2 separate regions of the Homo sapiens genome follow, and region 1 is linked to region 2. Evidence: chromatin contacts called from ENCODE Hi-C or POLR2A ChIA-PET data. All regions are on one chromosome and are shown on one strand. Each heading gives the region's core, a stretch centred on a gene start or an enhancer-like site at or near the end of the contact. The rest is flanking DNA. Distances are from core to core; before and after follow the strand shown.

Region 1 (4,487 bases), core at 1,856-4,355, 120 kb after region 2:
AGCTAACATGGCCCAAACCCCGTCTCTACTAAAAATACAAAAATTAGCTAGGTGCGGTGGCATGAGAATCACTTGAACCCGGGAGGTAGAGGTTGCAGGGAGCCGAGATCGTGCCACTGCAGTCCAGCCTGGGTGAAGGAGTGAGACTCTGTCTCAAAAACAAAACAAAACAAAAAACACTAAAAGTCTGAAAATTATTCTAAGGGCACATAGCAAATGAAGAAACATTTATTTAAGAAAATCTGAAAACTTCGTGTTTCTGTACTATTCTTCTGATAACCTGCTTTACTTTCTCCTTATGAACATTTTTTCAAAGCCTTTTCATATATCTGGAACGCTTTTTTTTTTTCATATAAATAAGACTCGAATGGCTCATGACTACAATTTCAGGAATGTGAATTTTGCAATATCGTTATATATTAGGACTCACTAAGGAATGTTGATTTAACTTATATAAATAAAAATAGAATAGTTTTTTACAGGTACATTTACAGACATTCAAGGAGAGTGCAAATTATTAAAATTGTCTATTTTTAAGATGTGCTAAGAATAAATTTTTGAAGCAGATGCTAGAAATGGACTTTTTTGATAGATTATATGCCACTAGTGATTTCTTTAATAGTCTGCAAAGTGGAAAATAGCGGCGTATTCTGATAAAAAGTTGTAATACAATTTTTTTGGTCAAGTTATTTTGTTAGGGGAGCTTTTTGATGGGCCTTCCCTCCAGCATGATCTAGTGTGTAAACATAAAACAACTACTGCCTGGGTGCGGTGGCTCACGCCTATAATCCCAGCACTTTGGGAGGCCGAGGCGGGCGGATCACCTGAGGTCAGGAGTTTGAGACCAGCCTGACCAACATGGAGAAACCCCGTCTCTACTAAAAATACAAAATTATCCCGGTGTGGTGGTGCATACCTTAATCCCAGCTACTTGGGAGGCTGAGGCTGGAGAATCGCTTTAACCGGGAGGGTGGAGGTTGTGGTGAGCCGAGATTGTGCCATTGCACTCCAGCCTGGGCAAGAAGAGTGAAATACTGTCTCAAAACAAACAAACAAAAAACACAAAAAAACACAACTACAAGTGGTCAAAGATCTACCTGTAACTGTCTAGATATTTGCCTCTAAATAATGAGACAATGCGAATGCAAAGAGCCAGTATGATTAAGAATATGACCATTTTCAGAAAAAGCATATTGACTCTCTTGGGTCAGATATGGTGGCTCACACCTATAATCCCAGTACTATGGGAGGCTGAGGCTGGAGAATCTCTTGAGGCCAGGAGTTTGAGAACAGCCTGGGCAACATGGTGAAACCCTGCCTCTCTACAAAAGTAAATTAAATAAATGAAAATTTTCACACAGATTAAGAGTTTATTTAAAAATATCTTTCTCATAAATACTAGTTAATTTCTTTTCACTTATGAAATTTTTTATAGTAATTTATACTTTTGGTTCAGGCAAGCTGTGTTCATTTTGATTTAAAGTAATTCCTATAGGTGTTTTGACTTTTCTAGACTATAAGACCTGTGTAAAAGAAAAAAAAACAAAAAAACCCCACTTTTTTTCCTCTCTACTCTCAACACAGAACACTTCTATAACCACATAATTTGGATTCTCCCCCTCAAAGCAGTTCTCCAGCAGACACTACCTGGGTATCCTATAATTCATTTCAGTTCTGACACTGTCTGCTTGGGATAGGGTCAGATCCCACAGGTTAAATGTTCAGTCCCACAAGACTGCTTTCACTTCAGATGCCAATAGCCAGTCCCAGTCACCAGTACTCCTCACTGGTTACAAACCAGGATTTCTGCAACCACCCCCATTGGGTCTGAACAATTTGTTGGGATGGCTCAAAGAATTCAGGGAAACACATTTGCTGATTTTATTATAAAGGATACAGGTGAATAGATTGATAATGGTGAGGTATTAGGTGAGGGGAGGTGGTGTGGTGTGTGGAGCTTCCATGCCCTGTCTGGGTGTACTACCCTCCCAGCACTTTCATGTGTTCAGCAATTGGTCTATGGGTGGTGGGGCTGAAAGTTCATACCCTCTAATCACTTGATTTTTCCTGTTACTGGCCCTGTGCTGAGACTGTTGGGGGCCCCAGTCTAAGTGACTATTAACATAAACTTGAGTTATCACAGGGACTTGATAACTTGATTTCACCTCAAGTGATCCGCCTGCCTCTACCTCCCAGTGTGCTGGGATAACAGGCGTGAGCCACCACGCTCGAGCCAGAATCAATTTTATAATTTGGCATTTTGTTCTCCCATAAGGACTTACCAGGTCCTAATAAATTTTGGCCATATGTGTTGAAAAAGATACACTTAAGTTATAAAATTCTCCTATAGAATATAATTTTAGGGTTTGAAGATGGATCTTAGTGATCATCTAAACCTTATACAGATTTTGGAAGGTTAACTGAATTGTTTTCACATAGCTGATTAGTGTGAGCCTAGATTAGAATCCAGGATGTATCTCCTATTCTGTGATCTTTCCATAGGACTCATTTTGGAATTCTGTAAAATGAGTAAAAATTCATAGACTGTAAAAAAGGGATTTGAGGCCGGGCGTGGTGACTCACGTCTGTAATCCCAGCACTTTAGGAGGCCAAGGCTGGTGGATCACCTGAGGTCAGGAGTTCAAGACCAGCCTGGCCAACATGGTGAAACCCCGTTTCTACTAAAAATACAAAAATTAGCCGGGTATGGTGGCACATGCCTGTGGTCCCAGCTACTCGGGAGGCTGAGGCAGGAGAATTGCTTGAACCCGGGAGGCAGAGGTTGCAGTGAGCCCAGATCCCGCCACTGAACTCCAGCCTGGGTGACAGAGCGAGACTCTGTCTCAAAAAAAAAAAAAAAAAAAAAAAAAAAACCAAAAACAAACAAACAAAAAAAAAAACAACAAAACCACACACACAAAAAACAAATAATTAAAATTTAAAAAAAAAGGTACTTGAAATTGTTGGGGAATGGAGACCTCTGTTGATTAAGCCACTGAAATCAATTCTTGTTATTGACTTTTGCCACCTTCTCATTCGTGTGTGGGTCCCTGGAATTCCCCTGTACCGAGCTGCTCTTGTTTGTCTTTTAAGTCAGCATTTTCCCCAGTCCTGCCTGGATGCATATGGGTTTCCTGCTTTCCTCTTTTGTCATTTTCTCTGAAATAAATGTAAGACTTCTTGTAATTTTTAAGTGATTTCATAGCTAACATAAAGCACAGTAATAAAAATTAGCATCTGGGCCGGGTGCGGTGGCTCATGCCTGTAATCCCAGCACTTTGGGAGGCCGAAGCAGGGGGATCACCTGAGGTTGGGAGTTCGAGACCAGCTGGACCAACGTGGAAAAACCCTGTCTCTACTAAAAGTACAAAACTAGCTGGGCTTGGTGGCGCGTGCCTGTAATCCTAGCTACTCGGGAGGCTGAGCAGGAGAATCGCTTGAACCTGGGAGGCAGAGGTTGTAGTGAGCTGAGATCGTGTCATTGCACTTCAGCCTGGGCAACAAGAGTGAGACCCTGTCTCAAAAAAAAAAAAAAAATCTGGAAAGATACACAAAACATTAAAAAAAGCTTGTAAATACTTGTCTTCATTTAAATGTTAACTTGAAGTTAAGATTGGTAATTTAAAAAATTAAAAAAAAAATAGAGACAGGGTCTCACTATCTTGCCCAGGCTGGTCTTGAACTACTGAGCTCAGGAGATGCTTCTGCCTTGGCCTCCCAAAGTGTGATTACAGATGTGAGCCATTGAGCCTGGCTGATAATTGTTAACGTGCGTTGAAATTCTCAATGCTTTTTGGACCTGACTCTTGATTAATTTATATAGGCCCTCATAATGATGATGATTTTACTCTTAGAATTTGGAACACCAGTTCTAAATTCTGAATTCTTCTAATTAAAAATTAGCTTTAGAAAATAGTTGACAATTTAAACTTTTTTTTTTTTTTTTTGAGATGGAGTCTCGCTCTGTCGCCCAAGCTGGAATGCAGTGGTGTGATCTCTGCTCACTGTAACCTCTGCCCCCCAGGTTCAAACGATTCTCCTGCCTCAGCCTCCTGAGTAGTTGGGATTACAGGTTCCTGCTATCACACCCAGCTGATTTTTGTATTTTTAGTAGAGATGGGGTTTCATCATATTGTCCAGGCTGGTCTTGAACTCCTGACCTCAGGTGATCAACCTGACTCGGCCTCTCATAGTGCTAGGATTACAGGCACGAGCCACTGCACCCCGCCCAATTTGAACTCTTAACTAGCAGTATTTGAGATTTGTTTCTTTGCCCAAAGTGGTTTTGACAAACACAATACTTTCTAGTGATACTTTTATTGTACCTTTTCTGTCTTATTCTTTCTCAGAATCATCATTTATGAATTCTATTTGTAATTAACCTCTTGTTTTCTGCCATAGACTTTTGTTTACCCACATCGTTTCTCTTTTTAATATTGTTCTGAGTAATTGGAACAGACATTAATTAGTATTGCATTCTCTACTTA
Region 2 (4,803 bases), core at 569-3,068:
AAAAAAAAAAAAAAAAAAAATTAGCCGGGTTGACTGTAATCCCAGCTACTCAGGAGGCTGAGGCAGGAGAATTGCTTGAACCCAGGAGGTGGAGGTTGCATTGAGCCAAGATTGCGCCATTGCACTCCAGCCTGGGCAACAAGAGCATAACTCTGCCTCAAAAAAAAAAAAAAAATTGTTCTCGGCCAGGCATAGTGGCTCACACCTGTAATCCCAGCAATTTGGGAGGCCGAGGTGGGTGGATCACCTGAGGTCAGGAGTTCAGGACCAGCCTGGCCAATATGGTGAAACCTCGTCTCTACTAAAAACACAAAAATTAGCTGTGCATTGTGACACATGCCTGTAATCCCACCTACTTGGGAGGCTGAGGCAGGAGAATCGCTTGAACCCGGGAGGCGGAGGTTGCGGTGAGCCAAGATCATGCTATTGCACTCTAGCCTGGGTGATAAGAGGAAGACTCCATCTCAAAAAAAAAAAAAGAAAAGAGAATGGTTCTCATTTTTTCACACATGAACTATTGCAAAGGCCTCCTGTTATAAAATGAAATGATATTTAAAATATTCACCCCTAGCATATGTCTCATTACTTGTATTTATGTATTTGTTCTTCTTTCTTTCTTTCTTTCTTTCTTTCTTCTTTCTTTTTCTTTCTTTCTTTCTTTTTTTAATGGAGACAGAGTCTCGCTCTATTGCCCAGGCTGGAGTGCAGTGGCACTATCTCGGCTCACTGTTACCTCTGCCTCCTGGGCTCAAGCGGTTCTCCCTCCTCAGCCTCCTGAGTAGCTGGGACTATAGGCATGTGCCACCATGCCCAGCTAGTTTTTTGTATTTTTTAGTAGAAATGGGGTTTTGCCATGTTGGCCAGGCTGGTCTCAAACTCCTGACCTCAAGTGATCTTCCCACCTCGGCCTCCCAGTGTGCTGGGGTTAGAAGTGAGCCACCGCACCTGGCCTTATGTTTCCTGATTAATAAAAATTAATATGTCTTAGTTTCAGTGAAAGGCTGAGTAAGTGTTCTAGAGTAAAGGAGACTAAAGGGACAAGATAGAATCTTGGTTCTGGCAGGATAGTGTTGCTACAAAGGATAACATTGAAATAATCAGTGAAAACTGAGTATGGACTGTGTATCAGGTGATAGTATTTTTTTCTCTTTTTTTAAAGTAGAGGCAGCACATGGAAGCTGACATCGTGAATTTTTGCCCCAGAACAACTGCAGGAATAAATCAGGTCCTCTCAGGAGAGGACCCACAGACCTCCTGAAGGAAGCAGATTGCTCCTGCAGGACCAGGGAGACACCTCAAATACTGTGAGTGCCAAAACTGTGGAAGTGGGAAAGGGAGATGGTCCACCCCGAACACACCCACTGGGGAAACTGAAGGCCTAGATTATGGGAGAAGATTTCGACCCTATCTGGAACTGAGTCAGTTTAGCGAGCTGAGTGAAATACAGGGGTAGAGGAAGCAGCAGGAAAACCCCTGGGAGCTCCCTGGGTCCCCTAGCAACCTGTTTCTGCCTGGTCTCACAGGGGTCCTCCAGGAGAGCGGCCAGAGGTGCTGGGCCAAGGCCACAGGGAGAAGGAAATCTCCAGCTGAACTCTGTAACAATTTGAACTGATAGAGAAGCCTCCTGGCCAGAACTCAGGGGAGGGTGTGAATCCAGTGTGCAGACTCCACAGGCTGGGGTAGAAGGAAAGGCATATTTGCTTTCACAGCTAGGAGGCGGGTAGCCTGGGGCAAGTTTTTAGCTCTGCTCTCCCACTGCCTGGAAACAGACTAGGTGCTGTTGTAGGGTTGCACAGTGGGAGTGAGACCAGCCCTTTGGATTGCGTGGGAGCTGGGTGAGGCCTGTGACTGCCAGCTTTCCCCAACCTCTCTGACAACGTGCATGACACAAAAGAGGCAGCCATAATCCTCCTAGGTACACAACTCCATTGACCTGGGAACCTCAGCCCCATCCCCTACAGCAGCCACAGCAAGACCCGCCCAAGGAGAGTCTGAGCTCAGACACGCCTAGCCCTGCCCCATCTGATGGTCCTTCCCTACCCACCCTGGTAACTGAAGACAAAGGGCATACATTCTTGGGAGTTCTAGGGCCCCACCCACTGCCTGTTCCTCTCCATACTACCACAGCTGATGCTCTCTGGAAAGCGCCACCTCCTGGCAGGAGGCAACCAGCATAAAAGTAGGGCATTAAACCATCAAAGCTAAGAACCCTCATAGAGTCCATTTCACCCCTCTGCCACCTCCACTAGAACAGGTGCTGATATCCACAGCTGAGAGACCCACAGACGGTTCACATCACTGAACTCTGTGCAGACAGCCTCCAGTACTGGCCCAGAGCCTGGTAGACTTGCTGGGTCGCTAGATCCAGAAGAGTTATAATAATCACTACAGCTCAGCTCTCAGGAAGCCACATACATAGGAAAAGGGGGAGAGTACTACATCAAGGGAACACCCCATGGGACAAAAGAATCTGAACAACAGCCTTCAGCCCTAGACCTTCCCTCTGACAGAAACTACCAAAATAAGAAGGAACCAGAAAACCAACTCTGGTAATATGACAAAACAAGGTTGTTTAACACCCCCCAAAAAAATCATACTAGCTCACCAGCAATGAACCCAAACCAAGAAGAAATCCAGATTTACCCAAAAAAGAATTCAGGTGGTTAGTTGTTAAGCTAATCAGGGAGGCAGCAGAGAAAGGTGAAGCCCAGTGTAAGCAAATCCAAAATATGATACAAGAAGTGAAGAGAGAAATATTCAAGGAAATAGATAGCATAAATAAAAAACAATCAAAACTTTTGGAAACAATGGACACACTTATAGAAATGCAAAATGCCCTGGAAAGTCTCAGCAATAGAATTGAACAAGTAGAAGAAAGAAATTCAGAGCTCAAAGACAAGGTCTTTGAATTAACCCAATCCAATAAAGACAAAGAAAAAAGAATAAGAAAATATAAACAAAGCCTCCAAGAAGTCTGGGATTATGTTAAATGACCAAATATAAGAATAATTGCTGTTCTTGAGAAAGGAGAGAAATTTAAAAGTTTGGAAAACATATTTGGGGGAATAATTGAGGAAAACTTACCCAACCTTGCTAGAGACCTAGACATCCAAATGCAAGAAGCACAAAAACACCTGGAAAATTCATCACAAAAAGATCATCGTCTAGACACATTGTCATCAGGTTATCTAAAGTTAAGATGAAGGAAAGAATCTTAACAGCTGAGAGACAAAAGCACCAGGTAACACATAAAGGAAAATCTATCAGATTAACAGCAGATTTCTCAGCAGAAAACCTACAAGCTAGAAGGGACTGAGGCCATATCTTCAGCCTCCTCAAACAAAACAATTATCAGCCAAGAATTTTGTATCCAGCAAAATTAAGCTTCATATATGAAGAAAAGATACAGTCTTTTTCAGACAAACAAATGCTGAGAGAATTTACCACTACCAACCCATCAGTACAAGAACTGTTAAAAGGAGCTCTAAATCTTGACACAAATCCTGGAAACACATCAAAACAGAACCTCTTTAGAACATAAATCACACAAGACCTATAAAACAAAAACACAATTAAAAAAAAAACATCAAGGTATACAGGCAACAAATAACATGATGAATGGAATGGTACCTCACATCTCAATACTAACATTGAATGTAAGTGGTCTAAATGCTCCACTTAAAAGATAAAGAATTGCAGAATGAATAAGAATTCACCAACCATCTTATATGGGTATGAGGACTCACACAAACTTAACGTAAAGGGGTGGAAAAAGATATTTCATGCAAATGGATACAAAAAGCACGCAGGAATAGCTATTCTTATATTAGACAAAACAAACTTTAAAGCAACAGCAGTTAAAAAAGACAAAGAGGGACATTATATAATGATAAAAGGCCTTGCCTAACAAGAAAATATCATAATCCTAAACATATATGCACCTAACACTGGAGCTCCCAAATTTATAAAACAATTACTAATAAATCTAAGAAAAGAGATAGACAGCAACATAATGTTAAATACAGTGAGTTCTAAGTTTCTCTTCAAAGAATCAGTATGTCAGTATGTTCAGTTCTTTGTTCTCCATTTTAAAGTTTAACTTCCTCATTCTCTTCTTCTCCTCGCCCCTAGTTTCAGTAAACAACCTTCCCACCAGTTCCAATCAGTAGTTCACATCTGTTCCCCTGGTCACCTGCTCCATCCTGAGTCAACCTTGGTCACCTGCTCTGACCTGAGTCACCTTTAGTCACCTGTTCCGTAACTGTCTTTACTGACGAAACTGCTCACCCCGCCACTCTGGCTCATACCCCTGCTCCTTTAAAATAGTCGGTCGGAATTAGCTTAGACTGTGTGGTTCAACACTCGCCAATAGGGGACTGACACAGCAGTAGGGACTACTTCCATCAAAGATAAGAACCCCTTCCCCTCCATTGTTCAGGTGTGCTCTCGCCATTGCTCCATCTGCAAGACACACCCCTCTATAGAAGTAAAATTGCCTTGCTGAGAAAATTTATGTTTGAGTGCTATTCCTTCTGCAGCAACAAAATTTATTTCTGACAATAATAATAGTGGGTAACCTCAATACTCCACTGACAGCACTAGATAGGTCATCAAGACAGAAAGTCAATAAAGAAACAATAGATTTAAAGATTTAAACTATACCCTAGAACAGATGGACTTAACAGATATATACAGAACATTCCATCCAACAACCACAGAATATACACTCTATTCAATAGCGCATGGAACTTTCTCCAAGATAGAACATATGATAGGCCACAAAACGAACCTCAATAAATTTTA

Evidence for each region. A loop is a pair of places that touch in the nucleus more often than their neighbours do. ChIA-PET counts read pairs that join two places held with the same protein, here RNA polymerase II (POLR2A). Pooled maps may share reads with other maps.
Region 1: a pooled map shows a loop between it and region 2 (5-fold over the local background). The contact joins two enhancer-like sites. A Hi-C loop is called at or near these places in 3 of 168 maps with a recorded cell type or tissue (Caco-2, MCF 10A and mammary epithelial cell) and 7 of 50 pooled maps. POLR2A ChIA-PET finds 5 or more read pairs at or near these places in 4 of 52 experiments (Caco-2, T-cell, activated T-cell and 1 more).

The regions. Positions count from the first base shown.
Region 1 is chr5:57,216,531-57,221,017 of GRCh38, forward strand. All of the region lies in intron 3 of GPBP1 (GC-rich promoter binding protein 1), which reads left to right. Among named protein-coding and RNA genes, the nearest start is that of GPBP1, 45 kb to the left of the region's middle. Within about 2 kb of position 3,106, at least 5 of the 41 ENCODE cell types and tissues checked have a DNase peak (open chromatin) inside an H3K27ac peak, as active enhancers do.
Region 2 is chr5:57,093,458-57,098,260 of GRCh38, forward strand. No RefSeq gene overlaps it. Among named protein-coding and RNA genes, the nearest start is that of GPBP1, 78 kb to the right of the region's middle. RefSeq lists enhancers at 309-810, 1,837-2,336 and silencers at 1,959-2,079, 4,351-4,551. Within about 2 kb of position 1,819, at least 2 of the 41 ENCODE cell types and tissues checked have a DNase peak (open chromatin) inside an H3K27ac peak, as active enhancers do.